Linked DNA regions of Homo sapiens: region 1 is linked to region 2. A link is an interaction called in ENCODE POLR2A ChIA-PET data of the cell type or tissue named here. Cell type or tissue: GM12878. All regions are shown on one strand. Each heading gives the region's core, and the rest is flanking DNA. Links, peaks and the distances in the headings are about the cores only.

The links. ChIA-PET counts read pairs that join two places held together with the same protein. Peaks named below come from ENCODE experiments on the same cell type or tissue, not always from the same donor. Only the 100,000 strongest peaks of a DNase experiment are listed, where the experiment ranks them.
Region 1: POLR2A ChIA-PET joins it to region 2 with 9 read pairs; 4 of 35 experiments call an interaction of 5 or more read pairs at or near these places.

Annotation. Positions count from the first base shown.
Region 1 is chr4:40,562,611-40,567,988 of GRCh38, forward strand. All of the region lies in intron 1 of RBM47 (RNA binding motif protein 47), which reads right to left. Among named protein-coding and RNA genes, the nearest start is that of MIR4802, 63 kb to the left of the region's middle. RefSeq lists an enhancer at 2,326-2,902. In GM12878, for the core only: no CTCF peak of the experiment used is centred there; no DNase peak of the experiment used is centred there; H3K27ac peaks cover 2,389 bases.
Region 2 is chr4:40,640,269-40,645,646 of GRCh38, forward strand. No RefSeq gene overlaps it. Among named protein-coding and RNA genes, the nearest start is that of RBM47, 13 kb to the left of the region's middle. In GM12878, for the core only: no CTCF peak of the experiment used is centred there; no DNase peak of the experiment used is centred there.

The sequences.
Region 1 (5,378 bases), core at 108-5,107, 78 kb before region 2:
GCGCGCCACCACGCCCGGCTAATTTTTGTATTTTTAGTAGAGACGAGGTTTCACCATGTTAGCCAGGCTGTTCTCTAGCTCCTGACCTCAAGTGACCTGCCCACCTCGGCCTCCCAAAGCATTAGGATTACAGGCGTGAGCCACCGTGCCCAGCCGAAATATTTCCTTTCTGTTTCTGACTACTATTCCCTAGAAGCAAAAACTTGTTTCATTGATAATATATAGCTGCTCAGGAGCTGCATCATTTTTTAGAAGCGACAGCAACAATAAAGAATTCCCTCGAGGGGATGAGTCATTAGGTGAGCATTATGCTCCAAAAAGCTGTACCCCCAAAAGGGTCAAGTACAATGACAAAGCAGGGTAAACAGGCTACTAAAAATATCCAAAATGACGGGACCCATGTGTTGTATTAAACTGGCATTTGTTAGCCCTTGCTAAAAATTAAAAGTATATTTTAGCAATCCCAGCTACTCAGGAGGCTGAGGCAGGAGAATCACTTGAATCTGGGAGGCAGAGGTTGCAGTGAGCCGAGATGGCGCCACTGCACTCCAGTCTGGGCGACAGAGCAAGACTCCATCTCAAAATAAATAAATAAATAAATAAAATACCTTTTTTAAAAAGAGTATATTTTAGCATGGTTGATTACTTCAGGGTTGTTGACCATTCAATTAGGCTAGCTCCACAGAAATCTGTTTTGCTTCCTAAATAGCACTGAAACAATGAACACTTTAATGCCATCATGCTTTCTTTTCTTTCCTTTTCCCCATCTTTAAAAAAATGATTAAATGGCTGTAGAAGCGGTAAAATCAAACTCTGTGCTTGTATTATACTGCAGGATGACCCATGGCCCGCATTCTTAGAATTGTGCCCTCTTAAAACCGCAAAATACCTTAGATATCAGCTAGTTGATCTAGATAAGAAACCTGAGATTCAGAGAGAAAGGTGACTTTCCCAAGGTCACACAGTGGTCAGTTGGGGGCCCCAAAGGAAGGCCTTTCCCACTGCACACATGGTTAATACTCACAGAGGGTGGTGTCCACTAAGCAGAGCCTGGGTTTACTTCCCCATGTGCTAAGCTTGCTTACCTCACCCAGAGGGGTAATCAACACCCCTTTCCGTGTGGCTGTGTTACCAAAGCTACTTCTTGAAATTAAGACAAAAGAGCACAAAACTGCAGTGGTAGGGCCCTAGGTACACCCTTCAGGAAGGCACATTTACAATGGCAATTGCCCAATGTATTTGAAAGTTATGAAAAATATATTTTATGATAGTCTCTAAAAAGCTAAGCAAAAATGTAAAAAAGAAAGCTATGAAAAATAGCCCAGGTGTGCTGGCTCACACCTTGTAATCCCGGCACTTTGGGAGGCCAAGGCAGAATTGCTTGAGCCCAGGAGTTCAAGACCAGCCTGGGCAACATAGCAAGACACTATCTCTATTCATATAATGTAAAAAACAATTTTTTTAATTATGAAAAATACAAGGTGTAGAGGTCACCACCTTCCATGGAAGCATAGACCACAGTCTAGCTTCCCATATTGCAGTGAGGTGTGACCACTGACTATGCTCTGGCCAGTGGATGCAGAGGAAGTGGTGTGTGTCATCATGATGTGACGTGGTCCTGCCCATAAAAATCTACCACACGTTCTCCTCTGGGCTCTTTCCTCTTCTGGCTGACTGGGATGGCAATGCCCAGGCAACCTTGGCCATCATATGATAAAAATGGCAAAGCAGCTGCCAGTCTGGATCTCCAAATGAGTTTATGAAGGTGAGCTACCCCCGAACCTGCACACACACATACCCAGGAAAGCTGCACACCCAGGAAAGCTACTTAAGTAAAAAATAAATTTCTACTGGGTAAGCCAGTGACATTTGGAGGTCTTTATGTTACAGCCACCTAGCCTATCCTAAGGAATACATGGGGAATCTCCAAAGATTAGGAGAAGTATGGCTTTAAAGCAGGAGAAATAAACAGCACAGGCAACACATCTGTTGGTTTATCATCAAACATGAAGCAATAGGAAGGAATCAATAGAATTTGGAGAAGAGTAAAACATACTCATTTAGTCCTTTTAGAATACAAAAAAATCACTGTCTAGCTTTAAGAAAAGTTTATTTATGAGTTACTTTTTGAGACACAGAAAGCCTTTTTCAAAGAGAGGATATTAGAAATGATATTCAAGACCTCAGGCCCTACCGAAAATTTATTTTTTTGCTCAAGTTAATAGAAACCATTCTAAAAGTAAACACCAGTCTTGTGGTCCTCTGAGGCCCGAGGATCCTCAGTGGGAGGAAGGGGCAGAAGCAGGAGTGGCGGAGCTTCTGAGCAAGGGCCCCAGAGGCTGAAGGCCTAGAAGGAGGGCTCTCTTGTGTGTGTCTTGAATAGGTCCGGAAGTGAACGTGGGGACTGAGCAGGGCCTAAGGAAACACTCTATCCAGTCACCTCAGCCTTGGTGAGAACACAAAGAGAATTTCTCCTTGTCTGCAGATGCAACCTTCTTCATTCTGTACTTTATCAAGGGAGGCAATGAATTCAACTAAGCTTCCACAGTGTTTCTGATTTGATCCCAAATGGCATTTTCATTAATGAGCTGTGAAGTTATTTTCTCATTCATTCTGAACTCCCCCAGTGATGTTAAGCAGTACTCAGCATGACACTTGATACTACACAGCAGTGTGGTTAAGAGCAGGGGAGCCTCAAGGGCACCAACATGCATCTGCTAGCCAACCTTGGTGCTGGAGCTGGGTCCTTGATGCCTCTGCTGGGCTGGATATTAACCCTTTAGTTGCTGGCTCATGAGCAGGTCCTTGGGTTCCTGGGGAAGGGGCAAGGGAGGCCTGGCCGGTGGTGGTGGACACATAGGAGGCTTCAAGCAGCAGCTCTCCACTAAGAGGCACAGAGGGACTTCCACATTTTAACAACTAGTTTGGCTGTATGTGTACAATTAGCCCTGGTGAAAAGTGCAAGCTTTGGAATTAAGATTTGGGCTCAAATCTTATTCCGTGACAATCCATCTGTGTGACCATGGATAACTACTACTTATATTCTCTGAGCCTTAGTTTCTCAGTCAATGCTAGTCTCCCTAAGTCCCTTCCCCAGCTCACACCATCTTCAGAGCAAGCCCAGGGCACAGGAACAAAGATAGAGAAAAAAGAGAGGATAAATGATAAAGAAACAAAATGGACTGGACCCAGCAGCTCATGCCTGTAATTTCAGCACTTTGGGAGAACGAGGTGGGAGGCTTGCTTGACCCCACGAAAGACCAGCCTGGGTAACATAGGGAGACCCTGTCTCTACAAAAAATAAAAAACTAGCCCGGCGCGGTGGCACACGCCTGAAGTCTCAACTACTTGGGAGGCTGAGGCAGGAGGATCACTTGAGCCCAGGAGGTTAAGGCTGCAGTGAACTGTGACTGTGCCACTGCACTCCAGCCTGGGTAACAGAGCAAGACCCTGTCTCAACAACAACAAAAAAAAAAGGAAAAAGATGGACAGAATAAACAGAATAGGAGGAATGAGGGAGAGCCAAGAGAAAAGAACAAAGCAAAAGAGCAACTTGGTGGAAGTGGCTACACATTATTGAGGAGAACTGCTTCAGGAATAAGTAGGTCAGTGGTAGGGATCACCGCCCAGACTTGACCTTCAGGTTAGCTGGGTGCTCATTCTCACAATAAGTCACTGACCAAAAGCCCTGTATCATGCTGGGGATGAACTGTGGAGTCACCTCTGAGGCCAACATCGTTAAGAGTTAGATGTCTGCTGGGCACAGTGGCTCATGCCTGTAATCCCAGCACTTTGGGAGGCTGAGGTGGGTGGATCACGAGGTCAGGAGTTTGAGACCAGCCTGACCAACGTGGTGAAACTCCGTCTCTACTAAAAATACAAAAATTAGCCGGGTATGGTGGCGCGTGCCTGTAATCCCAGCTACTCAGGAGGCTGAGACAGAGGAATCGCTTGAATCTGGGAGGCAGAGGTTGCAGTGAGCTGAGATAGCGCCACTACACTCCACGCTGGGCGACAGAGCGAGACTCCATCTCAAAAACAAAACAAAAAGAGTTAGATATCTTAGTTTGAATCCTAGCTCTGTCACTTACTAGTGTATGCAAACCATTTCACCTCTCTGTAGCTCAGTTTCTTCATTTGTACAAAGGGGATAATCATAACACATTACCTATGTTCTGGTGGATAATGATAAATGAAATTAACACGGGTAAAGCGCTAAGAGCAGTAGCTACCTCATAAGGAGTGTATGCCTTAGCCACTCTTTATCCTCCCATGAGTCCTCCCACCTCGTCCTCCCAAAGTGCTGAGATTACAAGCAGGAGCCACTGGGCCCGGCCCATTCTGTGTCTTCATCATTTATCCTCTCTTTTTTTTCTCTATCCTTGTTCCTGTGCCCTGGGCTTGCTCTGAAGATGGTGTGAGCTGGGGAAGGGACTTAGGGAGACTAGCATTGACTGAGAAACTAAGGCTCAGAGAATATAAGTAATAGTGATCCATGTTCACACAGTTAGATTGTAACATAATTAAGATTTGAGCCCAAATCTAATTATTATGAATCGGTGACACCAAGAAAAGAGCAGTGGAGTCAGAGACATTGAACTCGGGCAGTGTCACTTTCTAACAACTTCGGAATTTTAGGAAAGTTACGTAAGTGGCTGAAGCTCAGAGAGGTTACCTGTAAAATGCGATTTTGTTACATTACAACTAACATTTATCGAGCATTTATTATGTGCCTATTACTGCACATACTATATATAAGTTCTCTCATTTAATGTTCACAATACTGTGGAAAAGATTCTATAATTATGACCATTTTCCAGAGGACAAAACTGTATCTTTGAAAAGTTAAGTATCTAGCCCAGCATCATAAAGCCCAGCCATGACTTCAAGCCAGTTTAGTAAGACACCAATTCAGTAACACGCAGTGCGCACAGAGAATAGTCATGCAGTAACTGTTGTCTCTGATCCCAAGATCTTGTAAAGGCATTGAAAGCATGGTTTTTGGGTGGCCCATATAATGGTTTATAGCACAACATACACATTTGAAGAAAGATTTATAATCCAGTGTCCACAAAAACCAAAGAAATGTAGGGCTAGCCTGACAGAATCAAGACCAAGGTTAAGGTATTTTGTTCCCAACATGATTCAGGATGAGGCAAAACAAGAGAGGCACAAAAATGAAACCCAATGCTTCTGTTTTCCAGAGGCCACAAATCTAATATCACAATATCATTGATAAAGTTATGCTTTATATTCCTGTAGAGAGATCTAAAATGAGTATTTACATGTTAAACTACAGCTTCACACTGACCTCTGTTATGATCTCAGAGAATGTTCTAAAGTCCCAAACTGAATAAAATGTACACCTAAGAATCCCA
Region 2 (5,378 bases), core at 87-5,086:
GCACCAAAAGAGAAACATATCTGCCATCTCTTTTCTGGTTCAATCATTTTATTTTATAGGTAAGGAAACAGACCTGGAAAGACAAAGTGACTTCTCCCAAGATTAACCAGCCTCTTTCTAAAAGGCAGTGTCAGGACTCAGACATCTGACTCTAAATCAGTGTTTCATTTAGTCTTCACATCCTGCAGGAACAGAACACCAAACACTACATGTTCTCACTTATAAATGGGAGCTAAATAACGAGAACCAGTGGGCATTAAGAGGGGAACAACAGACACTGGAGCCTGCTGGAGGGACATGGGAGAGGATCAGGAAAAATAACTATTGGGTACTATGCTTAGTACCTGGGTGACAAAATGGTCTATACACCAAACCACTGTGACACGAGTTTGCCTGCATTAACAAACCTGCACCTGTATTCCTGAACCTAAAATTAAAGTTAAAAAAGAAAAGGCTTTGGGTGGCTCACTCCTGTAATCCCAGCACTTTGGGAGGCCGAGGCGGGCGGATCACGAGGTCGGGAGATGGAGACCATTCTGGCTAACACGGTGAGACCCCGTCTCTACTAAAAACACAAAAAATTAGCCGGGCGTGGTGGCGGGCGCCTGTAGTTCCAGCTACTGGGGAGGCTGAGGCAGGAGAATGGCGTGAACTCGGGAGGCGGAGCTTGCAGTGAGCCGAGATCGTGCCACTGCAGTCCATCCTGGGCGACAAAGCGAGACTCCATCTCAAAAAAAAAAAAAAAAAAGAAAAGAAAAGAAAAGGCTTTGGGAGGCCGAGGCGGGCAGATCACGAGGTCAGGAGATCGAGACCATCCTGGCTAACATGGTGAAATCCCGTCTCTACTAAAACTACAAAAAAAAAAAATTAGCCGGCCATGGTGGTGGGCGCCTGTAGTCCCAGCTACTCGGGAGGCAGAGGCAGGAGAATGGAGTGAACCCAGGAGGCGGAGCTTGCAGTGAGCAGAGATCGTGCCACTGCACTCCAGCCTGGAAGACAGAGCAAGACTCCATCTCAAAAAAAAAAAAAAAAAAAAAAAAGGAAAGGTTGGGCACGGTGGCTCACGCCTGTAATCCCAGCACTTTGGGAGGCCAAGGCAGGCAGATCACCTGAGGTCAGGAGTTTGAGACCAGTCTGGCCAACATGGCAAAAGTCCGTCTCCACTAAAAATACAAAAATTAGCTGGGCATAGTGGTGGGCACCTGTAGTCCCAGCTACTCCGGGAGGCTAAGGCAGGAAAATCACTTGAACCCAGGAAGCAGAGGTTGCAGTGAGCTGAGTTGGTGCCATTGGACTCCAGTCTGGGCGATAGAACGAGACTCCCTCTCAAAAAAAAAAAAAAAAAAAAAAAAGCAGCTAGAAGAGCAGGGCATGCTGGCATATGCATGCAATCCCAGCTACTCAGTTCAGGAGCCTGGGCAACGTAGTGAGATCCTGCCACAGTTTAAAAAAATTGGCAGCCAACACAGTGGCTGTGCTTGGGAGGCTAAGGGAGGGAAAGTGCTGGAGTCCAGGAATTCAAGCCTGCAGTGATCCATTACTGTACCACTGCACTCCAGCCTGGGTGACAGAGCGAGACTCCGTCTCAAAAAAAAAAAAAGAGAAAGAAAAAAGAAAGAACAGCTGGAAGGTTTGGGCTGCAGTAGCCAGAGTGGATAGAAATAAGAAATGAGGCCTTGGCGTGGTGGCTCACTCCTGTAATCCCAGCACTTTGGGAGGCTGAGGCAGGCAGATCACCCTGAGGTTGGGAGTTTGAGACCAGCCTGGCCAGCATGGTGAAACCCCGCCTCTACTAAAAATACAAAAATTAGCCGGGCGTGGTGGCAGGCACCTGTAATCCCAGCTACTCAGGAGGCTGAGGCACAAGAATTGCTTGAACCTGGGAGGTAGAGGTTGCAATGAGCTGAGATCGTGCCACTGCACTCCAGCCTGGGTAACAGAGCAAAACTCTGTGACACACACACACACACACACACACACACACACACACACACAGGAAGATAAAAAGAAATAAGAAATGAGGTAGGAAGATAATGGGGCCAAACTGTGTACAGCCTGCTAAGGTTTCTGGTCCATTGTAAGGACTTTGGCGTTTGCTCTGATGGCGTGCAGAGCCATTGAGTAAAATAGTGACCAGTCAGATAGATGCTAGTGGTTTTTTTTTTTTTTAAGATGGAGTCTCACTATGTTGCCCAGCCTGGAGTGCAGTGGCACAATCTCAGCTCACTGCAACCTCTGCCTCCAGGGTTCAAGCGATTCTTCTGCCTCAGCCTCCCGAGTAGCTGGGACTACAGGCGCCTGTCACCACACCTGGCTACTTTTTGTATTTTTAGTAGAGACAGGGTTTCACCATATTGGCCAGGCTTGTCTCGAACTCCTGACTTCATGATCCGCCCGCCTTGGCCTCCCAAAGTGCTGGGATTACAGGCATGAGCCACCATACCCGGCCGTTTTTGGGTTTTTTTTTTTTGAGAAAGAGTCCCTTGCTCTGTCGCCCAGACTGGAGTGCAGTGGCGCAATCTCAGCTCACTGCAACCACCGCCTCCCAGGTTCAAGCGATTCTCATGCCTCAGCCTCCCCAGTAGCTGGGATTACAGATGTGCACCACCACGCCCAGCTAATTTTTGTATTTTTATTAGAAATAGGGTTTCACCATGTTGGCCAGGCTGGTCTCAAACTCCTGACCTCAAGCTATCAGCCTGCGTTGGTCTCCCAAAGTGTTGGGATTAAAAACATGAGCCACCGTGCCCAGACAGATGCTAGTTTTAACAAGGTCACTAGTTCTGAGTGCAGTATTAGTGCACATAGCAAGGGATCAGAGCAGCAGCAGAGGCACCACTTTGGACGTCATTGCTGTAGTGCCTGAATTCATCTTCAAACTCCCGAACTTCAAAACTCCCACACATACAGGCCTAGTGAGCCTCATCAGGTGCACCTAGCAGGCAGAAGAATGTCCCGTATGTAGGCACAAGTTTGATGTCTTGGCAGCGAATTGATAAGGCTTGAAGCCAAGAGATCGCCCAGAGTGTTGGGTGAACAAGAGGAGGATAGGACTAGGGACAGAAACTGTGTCCTGGCAAAGGGACAAGAGCATATGGAGAAGCTAAGAAGAAAGCGTTAGTCCAGGAAATAATTAGATTCAAGAAGGAAGGTGTGTTTACAAAGTCAACTGAGGCAAACGGTTAATAAGACAAGGATTGAAAACGATCATTTTGTTTTGCAACTGGGAGATAACGGGCGCCCTTGACAAGGGTGGTTTCCGTGGAGTGGTAAGGCTGAGCAGTGACTGGGCAGTGAAGGCGGGAAGACAGCAAGCAAGACAAACTGCTCAACTAATGGGGCCATGAAATGAAGAACAGTGATAGGGTAATCACCATTGGATCAAAGGAGAGCTGGCCTTTTGAGATGAGCATGTCTATAAACTGAAGATAAAAGCCAGTCAGGTGTGATTGGGTGTCTTAGACATGCAGGACAATCATTCATCCATTCATTCACTTGTTCAACAAGTATTCATAATCTATCAAGAGTCAAACACTGGGCATACACAGATAAATAGAAACATGATCCATTCCATCACCTTGGAACTACAGACACATGTATAACTATACAAGAGTACAAAGTGAGGGGAGCAGTAGAGATGGTTGTAAATGCCAGAAGAATCTATTAATTGTGCCTGTGGGGAAAAAGGGAAACAGTAAGGGAAAATTCCTAGAGATGGTAATATTTGGACAGGGGATTATTATTATTATTATTATTTTGAGATGGAGTTTCTCTCTTTTTGCCCAGGCTGGAGGGCAATGGCGCGATCTTGGCTCACCACAACCTGTGCCTCCTGGGTTCAAGCAATTCTCCTATATCAGCCTCCCAAGTAGCTGGGATTACAGGTGCCTGCCACCATACCCAGCTAATTTTTGTATTTTTTTAGTAGAGACAGGGTTTCACCATGTTGGCCAGGCTGGTCCTGAACTCCTGAGCTTGGGTAATCCACCCGCCTCAGCCTCCCAAAGTGTTGGGATTACAGGCGTGAGCCACTGTGCCTGGCCTTGGACAGGGAGTTATTATTATGTTTTTATTGAAAGAAAAAATTTTAGGCCAGGTGCGGTGGCTCATGTCTGTAATCTCAACACTTTGGGAGGCCAAGGCGGGTGGATCACTTGAGGTCAGGAGGTTGAGACCAGCCTGGCCAATATGGAGCAATCCAGTCTCTACTAAAAATATATTAAAAAATTAGGGTGGGTGTGGCAGTGCGTGCCTGTAGTCTCAACTACTTGGGAGGTTGAGGCAGGAGAATCGCTTGAACCCGGGAGGCAGAGGTTGCAGTGAGCCAAGATGGCACCACTGCACTCCAGCCTGGGTGACAGAGTAAAACTGTGTCTCAACAACAGCAACAAAAAATACAAAACATTGCTGGGCGTGAGGCACGAGAATCACTTGAATCTGGAAGTGGAGGTTGCAGTGAGCAGAGATCACGCTACTGTACTCCAGCCTGGATGACAGAGCGAGGCTCCGTCTCAAAAAGAAAAAAAAAATTTAGAGATGGTCTCACTCTGTCATCCAGGCTGGAGTGCAGTAGTGTGATCATAACTCACTGCAGTCTCAAACTCCCGGACTGGACTCAAGCAATCTGCCTGTCTCAACCTCCCAAGTAGCCGGAATTACAAGCATGTGCCACCATGCCCAACTAACTTTTCTTTAAATGTTTTGTAGACATGGGGTCTTGCTATGTTGCCTAGGCTGGTGTCAAACTCCTGGGCTCAAGCCATCTGCCTTCCTTGGCCTCCCAAAGTACTGGGATTGCAGACATGCTCCACCATTCCCAACCTGGACAAGGGAATTAAAAATGAGAAAATGAAGGGTGGCAGGGCATTCTAGCCAGAGGAACCACATGAACAACAATGACAAGATTCGGATGTGGGGGTAGGGGTTGGGATTAGAAAGCATTTAGTATCTGGTGTGACTGGGAGTGTGGTAAAGTGGCAGGATTTGCAGCTAGTAAGATGGGTTGGAGCCAGGTCCTTAAGAGCTTTGAAAGGAGAATGGGTTTGTTTGTTTGTTTGTTTGTTTGAGACAGTCTCACTCTGTCTCCCAGGCTGGAGTGCAGTGGTTCGATCTCGGCTCACTGCAGCCTCCACCTCCTGAGTTCAAGTGATTCTCCTGCCTCAGCCTCCCAAGTAGCTGGGATTACAGGCATGTATCACCACGCCTGGCTAATTTTTGTATATTTTGTAGAGATGGGGTTTTACATCCAGGCTAGTCTCAAACTCCTAGAGCTCAAGCAATCCTCCGACCTTGGCTTCCCAAAGTGCTGGGATTACAGGTGTGAGCTACCACACCCAGCTGGTTCTTATTTTTATGGGTGACAAGACTGAGCAGAAAAG